Regions from separate parts of the Homo sapiens genome. Here region 1 is linked to region 2. A link is a contact called in ENCODE Hi-C or POLR2A ChIA-PET data. All regions are on one chromosome and are shown on one strand. Each heading gives the region's core, a stretch centred on a gene start or an enhancer-like site at or near the end of the contact. The rest is flanking DNA. Distances are from core to core; before and after follow the strand shown.

What was found. A loop is a pair of places that touch in the nucleus more often than their neighbours do. ChIA-PET counts read pairs that join two places held with the same protein, here RNA polymerase II (POLR2A). Pooled maps may share reads with other maps.
Region 1: a loop to region 2 is called in a pooled map, with 2.6 times the contacts of the local background. The contact joins the promoter of FAM222B here to the enhancer-like site in region 2. A Hi-C loop is called at or near these places in 8 of 50 pooled maps. POLR2A ChIA-PET finds 5 or more read pairs at or near these places in 2 of 52 experiments (GM12878 and H1).

Annotation. Positions count from the first base shown.
Region 1 is chr17:28,840,132-28,844,546 of GRCh38, reverse strand. It overlaps FAM222B (family with sequence similarity 222 member B), which reads left to right and starts at 1,757. Exons shown (of 3, transcript NM_001077498.3): 1 at 1,757-1,865. RefSeq lists a silencer at 1,789-1,978 and an enhancer at 1,664-2,178.
Region 2 is chr17:29,143,393-29,147,532 of GRCh38, reverse strand. All of the region lies in intron 2 of MYO18A (myosin XVIIIA), which reads left to right. The region is part of intron 1 of LOC124903967 (a long non-coding RNA gene); the gene reads right to left. Among named protein-coding and RNA genes, the nearest start is that of MYO18A, 35 kb to the left of the region's middle. Within about 2 kb of position 1,997, at least 22 of the 41 ENCODE cell types and tissues checked have a DNase peak (open chromatin) inside an H3K27ac peak, as active enhancers do.

The DNA of each region.
Region 1 (4,415 bases), core at 508-3,007, 300 kb after region 2:
AGCTGGGACTACAGGCGCCCGCCACCACGCCCGGCTAATTTTTTGTATTTTTAGTGAGACGGGGTTTCACCGTGTTAGCCAGGATGGTCTCGATCTCCTGACCTCATGATCCGCCCGCCTCGGCCTCCCAAAGTGCTGGGATTACAGGCGTGAGCCACTGCACCTGGCCTATTTAAATTTTTTTAACATTCCTCATTGAGCACTCAACTTGTCTTTTTTTCTTCTCTTTTTCCCCCTTACGTTGTATCTTGGGCCTTATGTGTCCAAACTCTGAAGAGAGGAGACCAGCGCTGGAGTTGAGAGAGAAAAAAGAGCCATGGTGATGAGGAGAGAGTTTAGTCCTGTACCTCCTCTTGCCTGCTGCTTTCAAGTCTGTTTTGTTGAATTCTCAGGACTCGATTGAGCTTAGTCTCTTGTCAGGCTATGCCAAAGCAGCACAGTAGTCTAGGGACTGACAGTTGGGCCTCACTGGACTTTAGTGGTTTTCTTTTACCAGTTTGAAAAAGGGCCAGGCTCACAGTGAGAGCTGGAAAGCAGGGGACTATTTGCCTGCGAATTCCTCAATAGCATACACGCGATGCCTAGAACATTTCTGTCCAATAAACAGCATGTGCTTGATAAACATACTGAACTTAGCGGTGTCCCCAGTGCATTCTAGGCGAGGTCACCTCCTTGACAAGGTCCCCAGGACTTCATTGCACCTCCTAGCTAGTAGCGTATTCTAGGATGGCAAAGCTGCCTTTACATAATTACCCCCGATACATTCTAGACACGATCATCTTGAAAGAGACCCAAATTTTACCAGGCATGGTGACTCAGGCCTGTAATCCCAGCACTTTGGGAGGCCGGGGCGGGCGAATCATCTGAGGTCAGGAGTTCGAGACCAGCCTGGCCAACATGGTGAAACCCCGTCTCTACTAAAAATACAAAAGTTAGCCAGGCGTGGTGGTGCAAGCCTGTAATCCCAGCTAGTCAGGAGGCTGAGGCAGGAGAATCGTTTGAACCCGGGAGGCGGAGGTTGCAGTGAGCTGAGATCGCGCCACTGCACTCCAGCCTGGGCAACAAGAGCAAAACTCCGTCTCAAAAAAAAAAAAAAAAAAAAAAGACCCAGGCTGGGCGCGGTGGCTCATGCTTGTAATCCCAGCGCTTTAGAAGGCTGAGGTGGGTGGATCACCTGAGGTCGGGAGTTCGAGACCAGCCTGACCAACATGATAAAACCCCGTCTCTACTAAAAATACAAAATTAGCTGGGCGTGGTGGTGCATGCCTGTAATCCCAGCTACTCGGGAGGCTGAGGCAGGAGAATCGCTTGAACCCGGGAGGCGGAGGTTGTTTGAGCCGAGATCACGCCATTGCACTCCAACCTGGACAACAAGAGCGAAACTTCGACTCAGAAAAAAAAAAAAAAAGACCCAAATTTATCATCAGTGGTCACCTCAGAGCACCTGAATTCAGGCCTTTAAGTGCAAGTAGGATGCAGAATTCTGGAAGAGCCAGTAAGTCTGTGGCTCCTTGGGGAAGCGCGATCCAAGGGTTTAGTAACCTAGGCACGGTACTCCAGAGGCGTACCCTGAGGCAGCCGCCAAATTCTCTAAGCCTCAGAATTCTTCAAGGCCAGCTCCCATGTCCACTAGAGACCCAGGGGTCCAGACCATCAGGCACTGAGGAAGACGCCCCCGGCAGGGGCTGCGCAGGCGCGTGCGGCCCGAAAGGGCCCAGGCGCTACACGCTGCGCAGGCGCAGGAGCGGCTCCGGGTAGTCCCCACAGCTGCGCCGGTGACTGAGGGGCCGGGCAGTGGAGAAGTGGTGGCGGCGGGCGGCGGGCGGCAAAGGAGCAGCCATGAGGGCCGGGCCCAGTCACCGACCGTGAGTAGTGGTGGAGGGGGAGTGGACAACGCGTGGGAAGAGGGTAACTTAGCGGAAGGATACATGACTTTGTGGGGTGGGCTCTGACTGTGGGAGACGGAAGGGCGTGGGGGAGGTACAGTTTGAGGTGATGATGGGAGAATTTGGGGCACGGGTGGCCCGGTCGCCGGCCGCAGAGCTGGACAGCTTGGTGGAGGGGGACGGGGTTGCGTGCTGTGGAGTGAAGCAGCCCATTTGTATCATCCCTTCCTCCAGGAGCTTTTGGTCGCCTCTCCTTTCCGCTTCTTTCAGAGAATGATTGCGGGGGGAGGGTGGTGGAGGATGAAAGCTCTGCTGGAGCTTAAGAAGCCACCTCTGAACCAGGCAGGGGAAGGGTCGGTCTCCCGGAGTAATAGGCTGCTCTGGGTAGAGGATGGGAGTCGGGAACCCTCTTTTGAAAGCCGGGAGGGGTCTAGGGAAAAGAGCTAGGGGCTTAGAGTCAGGCAGGTTCGAAAGGAAGTCCACCATTGATAAAGCTGTTAGGTAACCTTGGGCAGGTCCCACTTAACCTTTCTGAACACCAGGAAGATGTCATGCTTCAAACGGGCTATTGCAAGCATCACCTATGTAATTGAGATTGTTTATGCAAATTGTGAATTGTAAGTACTATGTTGATGTTAATGTATCACCAACAATGTTAGTGGAATTTAGACCTTACCGTTGTTAATGGAATGACTGATTTCTCTGTTAAGATAAGAAGCGTATTGTTTGTAAAACCTCAGTAGACACATATGTGCTTTCTTTATGGGCACAGCAGACCATGTGCAGAACTACCAGTTCTGTAATGTGATAAATTAGCCATCAGACTTCTGTAGGAAAAATACCGTACTCCGGCGTTTTTACAAACGGTTTGCAGCTCCTCACCCGAAAGGATGGAGGGCCAATCTATTAAAATATTTTCTGAACATAGCTAACTCATGTTGCCTTATAACACAGTTGGCACTAATGTGCTTTAACGAGTTGAGAAAAGGCCGGGTGCAGTGGCTCATGTCTGTAATCCCAGCACTTTGGGAGGCCGAGGCGGGCGGATCACGAGGTCAGAAGTTGGAGACCAGCCTAGCCAACGTAGTGAAATCCCGTCTCTACTAAAAATACAAAAAATCAGCCGGGTGTGGTGGCGGGCGCCTGTAATCCCAGCTGCTTGGGAAGCTGAGGCAGGGGAATCACTCGAACCCGGGAGGCAGAGGTTGCGGTGAGCCGAGATAGTGCTATTGCACTCCAGTTCGGGTGACAGTGCGAGACTCCGTCTGGAAAAAAGAGTTAAGAAAACTAGTTTGAGACAAGCTGGGAGGGCTGCCCAGTGAGGGATGTGAAAATATAATTTGTTTATTATATTTTATTTTATTTTTGAGACGGAGTCTCGCTCTGTCGCCAGGCAGGAGTGCAGTGGCATCATCTCGGCTCACAGCAACCTCCGCCTCCCGGGTTCAAGCGATTCTCCTGTCTCAGCCTCCTGAGTAGCTGGGATTACAAATGCCCACCACCACGCCTGGCTAATTTTTGTAGTTTTAGTAGAGATGGGGTTTCACCATGTTGGCCAGGCTGGTCTTGAACTCCTCACGTCAGGTGATCCACCCACCTCGGCCTCTCAAAGTGCCGGGATTACAGGCGTGAGCCACCGTGCCTGGCTATTTTGTTATCTTTATTTTTATTTTATTTTATTATAATTTTTTTTGAGGTGGGTGAAGGAGTCTTGCTCTGTCACCCAGGCTGGAGTGCAGTGGTGCGAACTTGGTTCACTGCAACCTCCGCCTCCTGGGTTCAAGCAATTCTCCTGCCTCAGCCTCCCTAGTACCTGGGATTATAGGCACGTGCCACCATACCCGGCTAATTTTTGTATTTTTTTTAGTACACTCGGGGTTTCTCCATTGCTGGACAGGCTGGTCTCAAACTTCTGACCTCAGGTGATCCGCCCGCCCCAGCCTCCCAAAGTGCTGGGATTACAGGCGTGAACCACCGTGCTTGGCCCATTTTATTATTTTTAAATTATAAAAAGTTCTCCTTTGCAAAGGAGTCTCTGGCTGCTCCGGGGACCTGTCGCTGTTTTGGAGGTCAGATATGCATAAGGCAGCCCTCTAGCTCTGCTTTTTGTTACCCTGCTTGTCAGTGGGATCTCTCAGGTGGAATATCTCAGAAGAGGAGCCCAAGAGGTGTCTTGGTTTTCCTGAGAGGCTGAAGAAACACTCCTGAGACGTGTTTTTTAATGTAGACAAAGCAGAGGACAAACTATGTGTTTATGGAAAGAGAAAATGGGTTCTTTTTATTTTATTTTGTTTTGACACAGAGTCTTGTTCTGTCGCCCAGGCTGGAGTGCAGTAGCGCAATCTCGGCTCATTGCAACCTCCACCTCCCGGGTTCAAGCAGTTCTCCTGCCTCAGCCTCCAAGTAGTTGCGATTACAGGCACCCACCACCATGCCCGGCTAGTTTTTGTATTTTTAGTAGAGATGGGGTTTCGCCATTTTGGTCAGGCTGGTTTCGAACCAGGTGATCCGCCTGCCTCGGCCTCCCAA
Region 2 (4,140 bases), core at 748-3,247:
TTTTTTGTTTTTAGGCAGGGTCTCTCACTCTGTCACCCAGGCTGGAGTGCAGTGGTGTGATCATGACTCACTGCAGCCTTGACCTTCCCTGGGCTCAGGTGATCCTCCCACTTCAGCCTCCCAAGTAGCTGGGACCACAGGCATGCCACCACCACACCCAGCTAATTTTTGTGTTTTTTGTAGAGATGGGATTTTGCCATGTTGCCCAGGCTGGTCTTGAACTCCTGAGCTCAAGCAATCTGCCTTCCTCGGCCTCCCAAAGTGCCGGGATTACAGGAATAAGCCACCATGCCTGACCTGCTCAGCATTCTTAAGGCACAGGTTAAATCATGCCCCATCACTCTCCAAAAGCTTGTTGTGCCTCCCATTGTTTTCCAGGCAGGTGGTGGTGTGTAAGGAGCTGGGCTCTGGAATCTGAACAATCTGAGTTCAAATCACCTGGCCAGTCACAATCTGTGTGATCACAGGCAATTATTTAACCTCTGTAAACCCCGTTTCCCCATTCCACAATTCCCCTTCTCATTACCTCGCAGGGTTTTGAGAGGAAAACCAGTAGCATGTGCCTGGCCATGGCTAGTGCTTGGTGTGTACCTTCTTGTTCCTTTGACTGCCCACCTTGCTTTCATCTCAGGTACAGCTCTTTCAGGTGAGAGTAACAGAAAGCCCAGCTCAACTGGCTTAAAAAGAAGATATGTGTTGTCACCAGTATCTGAAAAGTCCAGCAGTAGAACCGGCTACAGGCTCAGCCTTATCTGGAAACATTAACAGTGTGACCAAGACCTGACCTTTTCTGTCTCTCACCCCATCTTCTAGGCAGCCTTGGTCCTCAGACAAGTAATGGCAAAATGTCACAGCCCCAGGTTCTAGTTGTGTGGATAGAGATGTGTGACTCTTTGAATAATCCCCAAGTTTCATTATGTATCCTTGAAACTGATTGGGTCACATGCCCTCCATGAACCTATAGCCTGAGGATATTCTTATTGGCCAGGATATTCTTATTGGCCAGGGCGAAGTCATGTGCTGGGGTGGGTCCCCAGAGGGGAAAATGGAGTGCTATAATCAGAGGATGGAGGAATGGGTGGTGGGCAGCAGAAACAACACATGTCCACTACAGCACACACTTGCTTGATTTGAGACCCAGCTTCCTTCCCAGCTTTATCCCTCCCTCCTTGGTTTCCTATATGTGTCATACATTTCTTCCAGACTTACTGTCCACATCTCATGCTTTTCCACTTCTTTGCCTTTTATTTTATTTTATTTTTATTTTATTTTTTTGAGATGGAGTCTCTCTCTGTCGCCCGGGCTGGAGTGCAGTGGCGTGATCTCAGCTCACTGCAACCTCTGCCTCCCGGGTTCAAGTGATTCTCCTGCCTCAGCCTCCTGAGTAGCTGGGATTACAGGCACATGCCACCACGCCTGGCTAATTTTTGTATTTTTAGTAGAGACGGGGTTTCACCATGTTGGCCAGGCTGGTCTCGAGCTCCTGACCTCAGGTGGTCCGCCCACCTCGGCCTCCCAAAGTGCTGAGATTACTGGCGTGAGCCACTACGCCTGCCTGGCCCCTCTTTGCCTTCTCTTACACTACTTCTTCACCCTGGAATTCCCTTCCTACCTCATTGCCACATTATAACATTTCTCTCTTTCATTGGCCTAGCTCCAAGCTGTCTGTAAGCTGTCTACTTAATACCGTAACTGGAACAGATCTTTGCCTCTGAACTTCCCTAGACTGTTATTGACGTCCCTGACTTGAATTTTAATTATTGGGGTACATTTGTTATCTCCTCTGCTGATCTGTACATTTTTTTAAATCAGGAAGTATTTAGTTGAAAACAAGAACTAAATTATCTTCTTTCACTCAGTCACTCAAACGTGCCTCATATTGTCTCTGAGCAGGGCCCAGTGCTAGGTGAGTGCTGGGGATAGAGCAATGAACAACACACAACCTCTGCCTCAGGAAGCTCAGTCTGTGGTGGGGAAGCTGAAAAAGAAGCAGGCACGGTGCTTCCCCACAGTGTTCGCCTTGAGGTATTACAGTTCACAGCTAGTTGAATAAGTGAACGACTTCCTCCAGCCCTCAGAGCCTCCTGTCTGGCCTTCCCCCAGCTCTGCTTAGCCACTCTGCCTGGTCAAGTGCCTGAAACAGAGCCAAGGACCTTCCACTCATCCACGCCACCAATGTGGGAGAGCAGAGCAGTTGAAGTTGTCACCACACATGGAGATCCCCTTGTTCCCCACTCTATTCCAGCCCGTTTATTGTGCGTGCACCGTTCAGATCAGTTGGTTAAATCCATATGGATTTTCGTGGAACACCTTTTGTGTGCCTAGTGCTGGGGAACGGGATGGGATATAAAGGAAGTAGGAAATGGTCCCAGCTCTCCAGGGAGAGCAGGCTTAAACATTCAACACGAATCGATTATCATTCAGAACATTAGTTATGCTGTATAGTCATGGCACGTGGACAGTAAACTTCAATAAGTTCAACTATATGGTTGTGAAAGAAACTATATTACTGTAGCCTAAAATTATAAAAATAATATTTTGTGTGTTTTTACTATATGCTGTACATGACTATTATGCTTTCCTGCAGCTATATTATACCAAATGGCATACTCAAAATCATGTGTACTATACTTTGTGAGCAGTTTAAGGGATTTTCAGGAGTTTTGGACTATATTCTATTTTTGCCTTACGTGCTGACTTTGGAATCTAACCCCACATAGTGTGTGACTCCACTGTATATAATAGAGCACCATATTGAGTATAACCAAGAACCGTATGTATGTAATGTGTTCAGGTGTGGACAGTGAGTGCTATGGTTTATGATAATAATGATATTAATAATTTAATAACTATAATTTGCCAGGCCGCACATCAGTTGCTTTACATGTACTGCCTTTTCTATTCTTATAACAGCCTCATAAGGTGGATATCATACTATTTTAAGGCCAAAAAGGTAGAAACTCTAAGAAGTCAAGTAACTTTCCCTTAGGTCAGACAGCAAGAAAGAGGCTGGGATTCAGACCCAGGTGTGTCTGGCTGCCAAGCCCACGTTCTTTGCATTGCCGGGTGGGTCTTGGGTTTCAGGGAAGGCTTCATAAGGGAGGCAGGAGTTGAGATGGGCCTGGAGAGATGGAGAGGGTCAGCCAAGGTAGAGACACATTCGTAAGGAATGGCTCTGGTGGTGACAAGGGCAGGCAAATGACGGAGAGCCAGGCTGGCTGGGAAGAGGGAGAAGAGACTAGAAAAGTGAAAGTAAAGTCTGAGGAGGGGCCAGATTATAGCTTCCAGCTGTCCTTGGAGGCAAGCTGAGGGGCTTGGGGTGGCCTGGCTGGCTGTGGGAGTGTCCACATGGCCTCTGGAGCCATCAGTTAGACTCATCAAAGAAATGGACCATGCCCTGATATTGCACCACCACGCTTTGGGCAGCAGAGGGACTAGCTGTAGTTGCATGTGAAGCTGAGTGGAGACAGGCACACTGACAGACGAGTGACAGCTGATGGCCTAATGAGGTAGGGGACAAAAGAATTAAAAAGCAGACATATGGCCACAAAGGGCATCTGGCCTTCCTAATATAGGCATATGCAAGGCTTCAGCATGGTGGTGCCTAAGAGGGGCTGGTGCCCTTGGAGAGAGGCTGGGGCATTGGTGGGGCAGAAGCCAGGCTGCTGTAGCCAGGCCAGGAAGTCAGGAGTCATCATGGTGGAGATGGCGTGCCCTTCAGTACAGGATGGAGCAGAAATGGATTGGGTTCAAGAAGGAAAGCTCAGAGTGTGAGATCTTTGAGATGAATTAGGAGTGTTGTACTTAAGGAAGCAGGGTATATATGTTGGTTATTTTTAGGATTATAAATAGTATAGAATTTAGAAAATGACTTAAATCTTTTATCCCTTAAAAAGGGTAGGCTCCAGTTACCTGGAAATTTTGCTTACAATGCCTCATTTTTTCCCCCGCTTATGATCATAGGTAGATAATAATAGTTAAAATGTATTAAGGCCAAATGTGGTGGCTCATGCCTGTAATCCCAGCACTTTGGGAGGCTGAGGCAGGTGGATTGCTTGAGTGCAGGAGTTTGAGACCAGCCTGGGCAACATAGGGAAGCCCCATCTGTGCAAAAAAAAAAAAAAAAAAAACCTACATGGT